2 separate regions of the Homo sapiens genome follow, and region 1 is linked to region 2. A link is a loop called in an ENCODE intact Hi-C map of the cell type or tissue named here. Cell type or tissue: upper lobe of right lung. All regions are shown on one strand. Links, peaks and the distances in the headings refer to the core of each region. The heading gives the core; the rest is flanking DNA.

Region 1 (5,363 bases), core at 72-5,071, 57 kb after region 2:
TCTGTTTTTTTGTGTTTTGTTAACTTAAAAAAAAAAGGAGAGGGCAACTGAGTATAGGTTTCTAACCTTCCTGTGCCACGCTTCCACTTTCTTTAAAAACCCTCAGGAGTGTTCCTAGTGTTAGAAAATGCAGAAGCTGTGGACTCAGTTCATTAGCATCACTAGCCTGGTGGCTCCCACACACTGCCGAGAACCCGGCCCGGGCTCAGGCAGGCTTGGGCGGAAACCTCACCCGTCTCAGGACGTTGGAGTTCAAGGGGGGGACCGGGTCTAGAAGAGATGCTCTTATTTATTTATTTACTTATTTATTTTGAGACGGGATCTCACTCTGTCGCCCAGGCTGGAGTGTGGTGGCGCAACCTCAGCCCATTTCAGCCTCGACCTTCTGGGTTAAAGCGATCCTCCTGCCTCAGCCTCTCGAGTAGCTGGGTCCATAGACACACGACACCACGCCTGGCTAATTTTTGTATTTTTTGTAGAGATAGGATTTTATCATGTTGTCCAGGCTGGTCTGGAACCCTGGCCCCAAAAGATCTCGCCCGTTCTGCCTCTGCCTCCCACAGGCCTGAGCCACGCACCCGGCGGGATTCTCCCCTTTCCAATTCTTCACACTTTTTTTTTTCTTTTTTTAAGACAGAGTCTCTCGCTCTTGTCGCCCAGGCTGGAGTGCAGTGGTGCGATCTCAGCTCACTGCACCCTCCACCTCCCAGGTTCAAGAGATTCTCCTGCCTCCTCAGCCTCCCTAGTAGCTGAGATTACAGGCATGTACCATCGTGCCTGGCTAATTTTGTATTTTTAGTAGAGATGGGGTTTATCCATTTTGGTCAGGCTGGTCTTGAACTCCCAACCTCAGGTGATCCACCTATCTTGGCCTCCCGAAGTGCTGGGATTACAGGCGTGAGCCACCATGCCCGGCCCACGCTCACTTTTTTTTTTTTTTTTTTTTTGAGATGGAGTCTCGCCCTGTCACCCAGGCTGGAGTACAATGGCGTGATCTCAGCTCACTGCAACCTCTGCCTCCTGGGTTTAAGCGATTCTCCTGCCTCAGCCTCCTGATCAGCTGAGATTACAGGCGCCCACCACCACACCTGGCTAATTTTTTTTTTTTTGTATCTTTAGTAGAGACGGGGTTTCAGCATGCTGGCCAGGCTGGTCTCGAAATCCTGACCTCCACTCTGGGAGGCCTTGGCCTCCCAAAGTGCTGGGATTTACGGGTGTGAGCCACTGTACCCTGACCATGCTTACGTTTTTTATGGCTCGTATTACTGTTAGGATTTTTGCTTTTTAAGAGTGGATATATTCCAGAATCACACAGACCCTAGTTTGGACCCTACCATCCCCCAGCCATCCGTCCCGGGGTCCACACTGTCTCAGTGTTGGCGTCTGGACAGTGGGCATGACGACGGGCCACACCACCCCCCGACCCACCCGTTCACAGGCTTTACACGCCCAGTCAGTTCGGAGACCCCTGGGTGGGCCACAGACTCATCCAGAGGCCCAGCACACCTGTCTGCCAAGGCCTGGGGTCAGCTCCCCGAGGACAGTGTCACTGCCCACCCTGGTGAATCTGCATGAGGCTCCGGGCAGTCCTTCTCCCCAGGGTGGGGCCGCAGTGGGATGTGTTCTCTGGTCACTACAGTGGCAGGCATCCTTGCCCCATCTCTCACAGAGGAGGTGCTGCCCTCGAGGGGCCTCAGGGACTGCACCCACGGGGGTTCTTGGAGAGTGCAGGGCTGCCCTGGGCCACCCACCCTGTGTGCTGGGAGCCATCGGGTGAGGGACAAGGCCCAGGCCCGCCCGCCCCCACTGCCTCTGTCTCCTCTTCCCCCTCGACAGGGAGCTCCCAACCCCTTGTCTCCCAGGCCCCCGAGGGCCTCCTGCACTGCATGGGGCTGGCACACAGTGGGTCTCTCCTGTCAGACCCCTGTCCACAGCCTTCCTGGCAGCTCCCGCGGGACCAAGCTGTGTTGTCTGTCAGAACTAGCCGGGCACCTTCCTCCCGGGCACTCCAGGCAGGCACACTGGCCATCAGTGAGAAGGCAGCCAGGTGCTGGCCAGGAGGAGCGAGCCTTAGGCCCCAGGGAGGTGCCCACTGGGGAGGCTTGGGAGGCACCAGGGTCACCCTGAGAACAGCAGGAGAGCAAGACCCAGGGCCCTGGGGAGCGAGGATGGGGAGGCGAGGACGGGGCAGTGGGGAGCCTCCCTCTGGTGGCCAGGCTGCGAGGGCCCACCAGCTGTGACCTGTCCCGTCTGGCCCGGGCTGACATCCTGCTCCCCTTCCAGCTGTTCCAGCTCAGCAGGCCGTTTGCAGGCTTCGAGGACTTTCTGCCCTCCCACAGCACCCCGCTTCTCGTCAGCTACCAGGTGAGCTGGGCCCAGCCGAGAGCTCCCTCCCCTGCCCTCTCATGGGACCTAAGGAGAGGGCTCAGCACAGGCATCTCCATTGTGGGGAGCGCTTGGCTGGCCTAGAAGCTGGGAGTGCCCATTTTATAGCTGAGGAGATGGAGGCCCTGGGGGAGCACCTTGCTGCAGGGGCAGACAGAGCCGTCTCCCACCCCTGGGTCACTCAGCTGCCCATGGTCAGCCTGGCCCCTGCCCCTGGGGGAGCCCAGTGCCCGCGGCCGCTCAGGCCTGCAGTCTCCGCTGAGCTCCCGCCACGCACGCAGGAGCAGAGTGTGCAGAGCCAGCCAGAGGAGGAGGACGAGGCTGAGGAGGAGGAGGCGGAGGAGCTGGGGCACACAGAGACCTACGCCGACTACGTGCCGTCCAAGTGTGAGTGGCCCGGCTGCACCCAGCCCTGGGACAGGTTCAAACCCTTTTGTGGGACCGAGACCCTGCAGGTGACCACCGCCCGCACAGCCCACAGAGGGAATGTGAAGCTTCAGGGAGGGCCGGAGAGCCCGGGGACAGGTTCTACAATCCAGGCTTATACAAAACCGGGGTTCGCAGAGGGGAGAAGTGGAAAGGAACCTCAGAGGCACTGGGAGGATTTTTATGCATTTGCCCCTCCTGCAAGCCGCTGGCCACGCCCCCAACCAACCCAGCAGGCCGCGGCCACACCCCCGACCCGGCCAGCCCTGACCACTCCTCCACCCAGGCATTCCTGGCCACGCCCATGACCCGCCCAACGGGACCTGGCCACGCCCCCAAACTGCCCCGCCAGCTCTGGCCACGCCCCAGACCCGCCCAGCGTGCCATAACCGGCCCTGGTCACCCCTTGGCCATACCCTTTACCTTGCCCTCCGTCCTTGCTCCTCCAGCCAAGATCGGGAAGCAGCACCCAGACCGCGTGGTGGAGACCAGCACACTGTCCAGCGTCCCACCCCCAGACATCACCTACACCCTGGCCCTGCCCTCGGACAGCGGGGCCCTGTCTGCCCTGCAGCTAGAGGCCATCACCTACGCCTGCCAGGTGACCGCATGTCCCCAACCCAGCCCAGCCTGTGTCCGCGAGGCCCCTGGGGAGGGGCCGGGCCAGCACCCCCAGGCCCTGACGCCTGCTCTCCGGCAACAGCAACACGAGGTCCTGCTCCCCAGCGGGCAGCGCGCGGGCTTTCTCATCGGCGATGGGGCCGGCGTGGGCAAAGGCCGGACGGTGGCCGGAGTCATCCTGGAGAACCACCTGCGCGGCCGGAAGAAAGCATTGTGGTGAGGCCCTGCCTGGGGCAGGGGGCGGGAGCGGGGGTGGGGGGCGGAAGCGGGGGGCGAGGGGGAAGGGTGGGCGCGCCTGACGCCCCCACCCCGCAGGTTCAGCGTCTCCAACGACCTCAAGTACGATGCGGAGCGCGACCTGCGGGACATCGAAGCCACGGGCATCGCGGTGCACGCGCTCAGCAAGGTAGGGGCTGTGCTCGGCAAAGTAGGGGGCAAGGTGGGGACCGTGCCCTGCAAAGTGGGGGCTGCTCAGCTGGGTGGGCCAGCAGCCAGGGCAGGCTCTGCCCAGCACCCTTACAGATAGGGAGACCCAGGTCCAGAGCCTGCTGAGCCGGGGCCCCATTCCACACCTGTTCTGTGCATCCCCAGATCAAGTACGGTGACACCACTACCTCAGAGGGCGTCCTCTTCGCCACCTACTCCGCCCTGATTGGGGAGAGCCAGGCCGGCGGCCAGCACCGCACTCGCCTCCGGCAGATCCTGGACTGGTGTGGGGAGGCCTTCGAGGGCGTCGTATCCTGCTGGGGGCAATCGGGAGGGGAGGGCTGGATTAGGGGGTCGGAGGGAAAAGGAGGATGGAGGAGTGGGAGAGGAGGGGTGGGAGTCAGGGGAGAGGAGGGCAGGATGGGAGAGGGTAGGAGCGGAGGGGTGGGGCTGGGGAAGGGCTGGAGGCCACTGGAGCTCACTACCCTGGATGTGGCCACCCAGCCCCCAGCTTTGCTCAGGGTTTAGGACTCCGGATAGAAGACTTTTCTGGTCCTGGGAGGCTGGCCCTGTGGGTACCACACAAGTGACCATCATCATTCACCACAGGGCTCCGGCTTGGTTTCTTGGTTCTGATAAGTGGGATGAGTGACCATAGATGTGGTCCTGATGTTTGCCATGATGCCGTGGGCAGAGGGTGGCCACTGAGCTGCTCCCCAAGTCAGGAAGGTGCCAACCCCAGCTGATAGTGTGGTGGGCACAGTTCACTCCCCAGCATCCCAGGGCTCTCGTCGGCAGGCTGCGGTTCGGAGGGGCTCCCCCACAGGAGACCCAGGACAGTTAGCAGCAAAGGCACGGCAGGGCACCCCTTGGCCAGGCTCAGCCCTGGTGCTCGGCCCTGCAGGGTGCACCTTGGGTGTTGGGGTGTTGGGAGCACAGGCTCAGATAAGGGAGGGACGTTGGCCTGCAGCATCCACTTCATGCACAGGACATGGCCATGGCTTTGCTGTTCAGTTAACGCCGAGACACAGAACATTCAGACTGGCCAGAAACAGAACGGGAGACTGCTGGTGTCTTCGCACCCGGCTGAACAATCTATGTGCAACAATCTACGAAATAGCGATAACCCTGAGATCATACCTCGCTGAGCTGCTACGTGGCGGCAGGGCCGGCCGTTTAATTTGTATTCTCCCAGTTTTCCTTCCTCAGACTGCTTTCCTGGAACTTGGCTTTCTTTCGTCTTAAAATATTAAGAACCTGGCCGGGTGCAGTGGCTCACGCTTGTAATCCCAGCACTTTGGGAGGCCGAGGCAGGCGAATCACGAGGTCAGGAGTTCGAGACCACCTGGACAACATGGTGAAACCACGTCTGTACTAAAAATACAAAAGTTAGCTGGGCGTGGTGGTGCGCACCTGTAATCCCAGCTACCCGGGAGGCTGAGGCAGGAGAATCGCTTGAACCCAGGAGGCAGAGGTGGCAGTGAGCCGAGATTGCCCCACTGCTC
Region 2 (5,363 bases), core at 290-5,289:
TGCACTCACGTGGCAGGGGCCTGCCTGGGAAGGGCCAAGGTGTCTGTGTCCTAGGCTGCTCCAGCATCCGGCTTCTTCGTGGCCTGGGGACCCCCTCAGGGTGTGTCTGTTCTCTGTAGTGGCCCTGGCACCTGCAAGTGGGGCCTGGCCCTGGGTGGCACTGAGAAATTCATCTCGGATGAATACATGGCCCCAACCTGCCCTCCCCACCTTGCAGCCCCATCCAACGATCCAACGCCCCTGCCCTGCCCCCGGCCCTTTGCTCTGGCCCCAGCCCTGGCAGAGCAATCTCCTCTGGTGCCCTACTTCTGCCCGTGGCTCCCCACCGCCCCGGGGACAAAGCCACAGGACCTGGCATTTGAGGCCTCTGCCTTGTCGTCCTTAGATGTGGGCCCAGGGGGTGCAGAGTACCGGTTTGGGGGCATCCTGGGGGCCGTCTCCCCTCCCTCGCATTTTCTGTAGCTCAATCCTGGCTCATAATGAGCACCTGATAGGAAGTTCAGGCCGGGTGCAGCGGCTCACACCTGTCATCTCAGCACTTTGGGAGACCGAGGTGGGAAGCTCACTTGAAGCCAGGAGTTCAAGATTAGCCTGGGTAACCCAGTGAGACCTCTTCACTACAAACAAGGTTTATTTATTTATTTATTGTTTGTTTGTTTGTTTGTTTGTCGAGACGGAGTCTCGCTCTTTCGCCCAGACTGGAGTGCAGTGGTGCGATCCCGGCTCACCGCAACCTCCGCCTCCTGGGTTCAAGCGATTCTCCTGCATCAGCCTCCCGAGTAGCTGGGATTATGGGTGCGTGCCACCATGCCTGGCTAATTTTGTTTTTGTTTTTTTTTTTTAGTAGAGAAAGGGTTTCACCACGTTGGTGAGGCTGGTCTCGAACTCCTGATCTCAGGTGACTCACCCGCCTTGGTCTCCCAAAGTGCTGGGATTACAGGCATGAGCCATCGCGCCTGGCCAACAAAATTTAAAATTAACCAGGCATAGTGGTGCGCCTGTCATCCCAGCTACTCTGGAGGCTGAGGAGGGAGGATTGCTCCAGGCAAGGAGTTCAAGGGTTCTGTGAGCCGAGATCACACCACTGCACTCCAGCCTGGGCGACAGAGCAAAACCCTGTCTCAAAATAGAAAAAAAAAAGAAAGAAAGAAAAAAGAAGTTCAAAGTTTGGCTCTTTTTTTTTTGAGACAGAATCTTGCTCTCTCTGTCACCCAGGGTGGAGTGCAGTGGTGCGATCTCGGCTCACTGCAACCTCCGCCTCCCTGCTTCAAGCAATTCCCTTGCCTCAGCCTGCCGAGTAGCTGGGATTATAGGCGCCCGCCACCACCCCCAGCTAATTTTTTTGTATATTCAGTAGAGACGGGGTTTCACCGTGTTGGCAGGTTGGTCTCAAACTCCTGACCTCAGGCAGTCCACCTGCCTTGGCCTCCCAAAGTGCTGGGATGACAGGCGTGAGCCACTGCACCCGGCCAAGTTTGGCTCCTTTCTTCATCCTCGGGGCAGTTGAGCCTCCTCCGGCCTCAGTCTGACTACCAGATGAGCCTTCTGATCTGAAATTCGGTCCCTGTGCCTCACCCCATCCAGTACACCGCTAGCCCCACCATGACTGTACCACTCCGTTGCTCCAGAACCCTCAATGGTTCCCTAGTGCCCCCAGAATACAGGCCACGTCTAGCTTCCAGGCCCTCCAGGGTCCCCTCTCTCTCTCCCAGTCCATCTATCCTCACACCCCAGGCCCCGCACACTCTCCCCTGAGTCTTTGTCCCCGCTGAGACTTTGCATGTGCAGTGCCTTCTCCCTGTTTATCCTCCCTGCACAGGGCGACCGGCAGATTGCTGATCTTCCTTCACCCAGCCTGCCCTGGGTGCCCCAACCTCAGGACACAGCCCTGACCCAGACTAGGCTGCTGCAGCCTGTACCCAGCCTGAGGTGCTATGTCAGGGGTGTCACTGGGCCCCTTCAACCCAGCTGTCCTAGCGTCAGTGCGGAGGTGAGAAAGCCTGTCCCATGTGGAATCTCAAACCCGTCAGACAGGTTTGTTGTTCCCTAAAGTTGTCTTGGCACAGAGGCTGCCCCGACCTGGCCTGGTAGGATCTCACTCTGGGCCTGGCCCTGGTCAAGCAGGTGGCTGCAGGGCCCGGGAACACGCCGGCCAGCACCGACCTGAGGACACCCTGGAGCAGGTGGCCCTGACCACAGGGAGGGTATGGTGCTGACACGTGAGGGCGGCCACGGGAGGGGGATGGTGGCAAAAGAAGGGACTGAGACAGAGATAGACAGAGATAGAGAAACAGAGACAGAGACAAAGAGAGAGCTAGAGAAACAGACAGAGGGATCCAGAGACAGAGACAGGGAGACAAAGACAGAGACAGAGAGACACGGAGACAGAGACAGACACAGAGAGAGACAAACAGAGAGACAGAGGGACACAGAGACAGAGACAGAGAGACAGAGACAAAGAGAGAGACAGAGAAACAGAGAGACAGGCCGGGAGCGGTGGCTCACGCCTGTAATCCCAGCACTTTGGGAGGCTGAGGCGGGCGGATCACGAGGTCAGGAGATCGAGACCATCCTGGCTAACACGGTGAAACCCCGTCCCTACTAAAAAATGCAAAAAAAAAAATTAGCCGGGCGTGGTGGCGGGCACCTGTACTCCCAGCTACTTGGGAGGCTGAGGCAGGAGAATGGCGTGAACCCGGGAGGCGGAGCTTGCAGTGAGCCGAGATCGCGCCATTGCACCCCAGCCTGGGGGACAGAGCGAGACTCTCTCAAAAAAAAAAAAAAAAAAAAAAAAAAGAAACAGACAGGGACACAGAGCCAGAGCCAGAGAAACAGAGACAGAGGGACACAGAGACACAGACAAAGAGACACAGAAAGAGACAGAAATAAACTGAGACACAGAGAGACAAAGAGAGCCAGAAACAGAGAGACGAAGACAGAGAGACAGAGAGACATGGAGACAGAGAGACAGACAGACAAGGAGACAGAGAAAGAGACAGAGAGAGACAGAGAGACAGATAGAGACAGAGACAGAGACAGACAGAGGGGTGACAGATGTAGCCTCCTGGGTCGGGCAGGCCCAGCTGCTGTGGAATCAGCTTTCCCTTCTGCACACCAGGAAGGGCCTGATTGGGAAAGAAAAGAGGAGAGAGGCAGGAGGGGAAGGGGCGGGTCCCAGGCCCGTCCGCTGGGGAAGTGGGTGGAGGAAGGAGAAGTGGTGAGGAGCCCGGCGCCCAGGAGGGCTGGCAGGGAGGAGGTGCCCCCTCTGCCTGGGAACACAGGGACTTTCCAGAATGTGGAGAAACAGGAAGTGGCTCCATCCCATCCCTGCCCCCGCATCGGGCCGCGCCGGGCCAGACCCACCTGCCTGCCTCACCTGCCCAGGTCTGAGGCTCTGTGCGGGAGCCGCCCGTCACCACCACGCACCTCCCCCTCCCTGGGCACCTCCCTCGGCCCCCTGGACGGCAGAGTGGGCACAGTCCCAGGGTCCTTCTTGCCGCCCAGGAGAGACACTGAGGCCGGGAGGGGAATCCAGGCTGGCATCTCCCAGATGGGGAAACTGAGGCACAGCCCAAGAAGGTCCTTACAAACAACCTTCATGTTTGTCTGAAGTTTTCTGCAATTTGAAATAATTAAGACAGGCTGGACAGAGTGGCTCATGCCTGTAATCCTAGCATTTTGGGAGGCCGAGGCAGGTGGATTGCTTGAGGCCAGGAGTTTGAGACCAGGCTGGGCGACACAGTAAGACCCCATCTCTACAAAAAAAAGAAAGAAAGAGAGAGAGAAAGAAAGAGAGAGAGAGAGAAAGAAAGAAAGAAGGAAATAGAGAGAGAGAGAGAAAGAAAGAGAGAAAGAAAGAAAGAAAGAAAGAAAGAAAGAAAGAAAGAAAGAAAGAAAGAAAGAAAGAAAGAAATGGGCCAGGTGTGATGGCTCATGCCTGTAATCCCAGCACTTTGGGAGGCCAAGGTGGGAGGACTGCTTGAGCTCAGGAGTTCAAGACTAATCTGGGTAAAATGGTGAAACCCCGTCTCTATAAAAAGTAAAAAAATTGGCCAGGCATGGTGGTGCATACCTGTAGTCCCAGCTACTTAGGAGGCTGACTGGGGAGGATTGCTTGAGCGCAGCAGGCAGAGGCTGCAGTGGGCTGTGACTATACCACTGCACTCCAGCCTGGGCGACAGGGTGATTCCCAGTCTCAAACAACAACAAAGCCTGGGCGCAGTGGCTCACGCCTGTAATCCTGGCACTTTGGGAGGCTGAGGCAGGTGGATCACGAGGTCAGGAGTTCAAGACCAGCCTGGCCAGGATGGTGGAACCCCGTCTCTACTAAAAATACAAAAAATTAGCCGGGTGTGGCGGCGGGTGCCTGTAGTCCCAGCTACTCGGGAGGCTGAGGCAGAGAATTACTTGAACCCGGGAGGTGGAGGTTGCAGTGAGCCAAGATCGCGCCACTGCACTCCAGCCTTCTTGTCAACGGAGCGAGACTCCGTCTCAAAAACAACAAGAACAACAACAGCAGCAGCAACAAAAAGTACTCGTCACGTACCTACAGTTGAATTTTAACTGGGTGTCTTGTGTTTGATCTGGCAACCCCACTTCCACAATTCTCTCGAAGGGGCTGGGAAGACATTTAGGAGGACCTGTATGGGATGGGGAAGAGGGAGGGTTTAGGGAGGAGAGTGTTGACGTCAAACACAGCCCCACCAGAAAACCTCCACAAATGTACAACTCTGTCCCCCAGGAGAGCTCTCCACCCTTCACATGGCACCGAGGACCTGGGCCTGGGCCAGAGCTGGAAGCCTGAGAGCTCTCTGCGGGGTGGGACTACTGGGGGACGGGGCTATCCACACCTCTGACCAGTTGAGCGTCTCCCCTGGGGGGCGGCTTCCAAAGTCTGAGCCAGGAGAGCTGGTGCCGGCCAGGGCCCTCACCCCATCTCTGCCCATCTGTGGCGTCAAAAATGCCTCCTCTCTTGAACTCCAACTGCAGCATTCATCCTTATTATTTTCTCATTGAACATCCACTTCAGTGACGCCATGGACTGGGCCGAGGAAAATCAAGAATTTCCCTAGGGTGGCTCAAGCCTGGAATCCCAGCAATATGGGAGGCCAAGGCAGGCGGATCACGAGGTCAAGAGCTCGAGACCATCCTGGTCAACATGGTGAAACCCTGCCTCTACTGAAAATACAAAAATTAGCCGGGCATGGTGGCACGTGCCTGTAATCCCAGCTACTTGGGAGGCTGAGGCAAGATAATCACTTGGACCCAAGAGGCAGGGGTTGCACTAAGTTGAGCTCATGCCCCTGCACTCCAGCCTGGGTGAAAGGGCCAGACTTCGTCTCAAAAAAAAAAAAAAAAAGAAT

The links. Peaks named below come from ENCODE experiments on the same cell type or tissue, not always from the same donor. Only the 100,000 strongest peaks of a DNase experiment are listed, where the experiment ranks them.
Region 1: a loop joins it to region 2, with 1.8 times the contacts of the local background. A loop is called at or near these places in 62 of 110 quality-filtered maps.

The regions. Positions count from the first base shown.
Region 1 is chr19:1,120,943-1,126,305 of GRCh38, reverse strand. SBNO2 (strawberry notch homolog 2) reads left to right here. Exons shown (of 32, transcript NM_014963.3): 6 at 2,284-2,364; 7 at 2,667-2,772; 8 at 3,261-3,412; 9 at 3,515-3,648; 10 at 3,748-3,838; 11 at 4,024-4,167. Among named protein-coding and RNA genes, the nearest start is that of GPX4, 20 kb to the right of the region's middle. RefSeq lists an enhancer at 3,464-3,967. In upper lobe of right lung, for the core only: no CTCF peak of the experiment used is centred there; DNase peaks (open chromatin) are centred at 2,267, 3,105, 3,462 and 4,007; H3K27ac peaks cover 479 bases.
Region 2 is chr19:1,178,517-1,183,879 of GRCh38, reverse strand. No RefSeq gene overlaps it. Among named protein-coding and RNA genes, the nearest start is that of SBNO2, 6.9 kb to the right of the region's middle. RefSeq lists enhancers at 238-287, 3,395-3,910, 5,297-5,363. In upper lobe of right lung, for the core only: a CTCF peak has its summit at 3,287; DNase peaks (open chromatin) are centred at 2,129, 3,229 and 4,909; H3K4me3 peaks cover 819 bases; H3K27ac peaks cover 2,778 bases.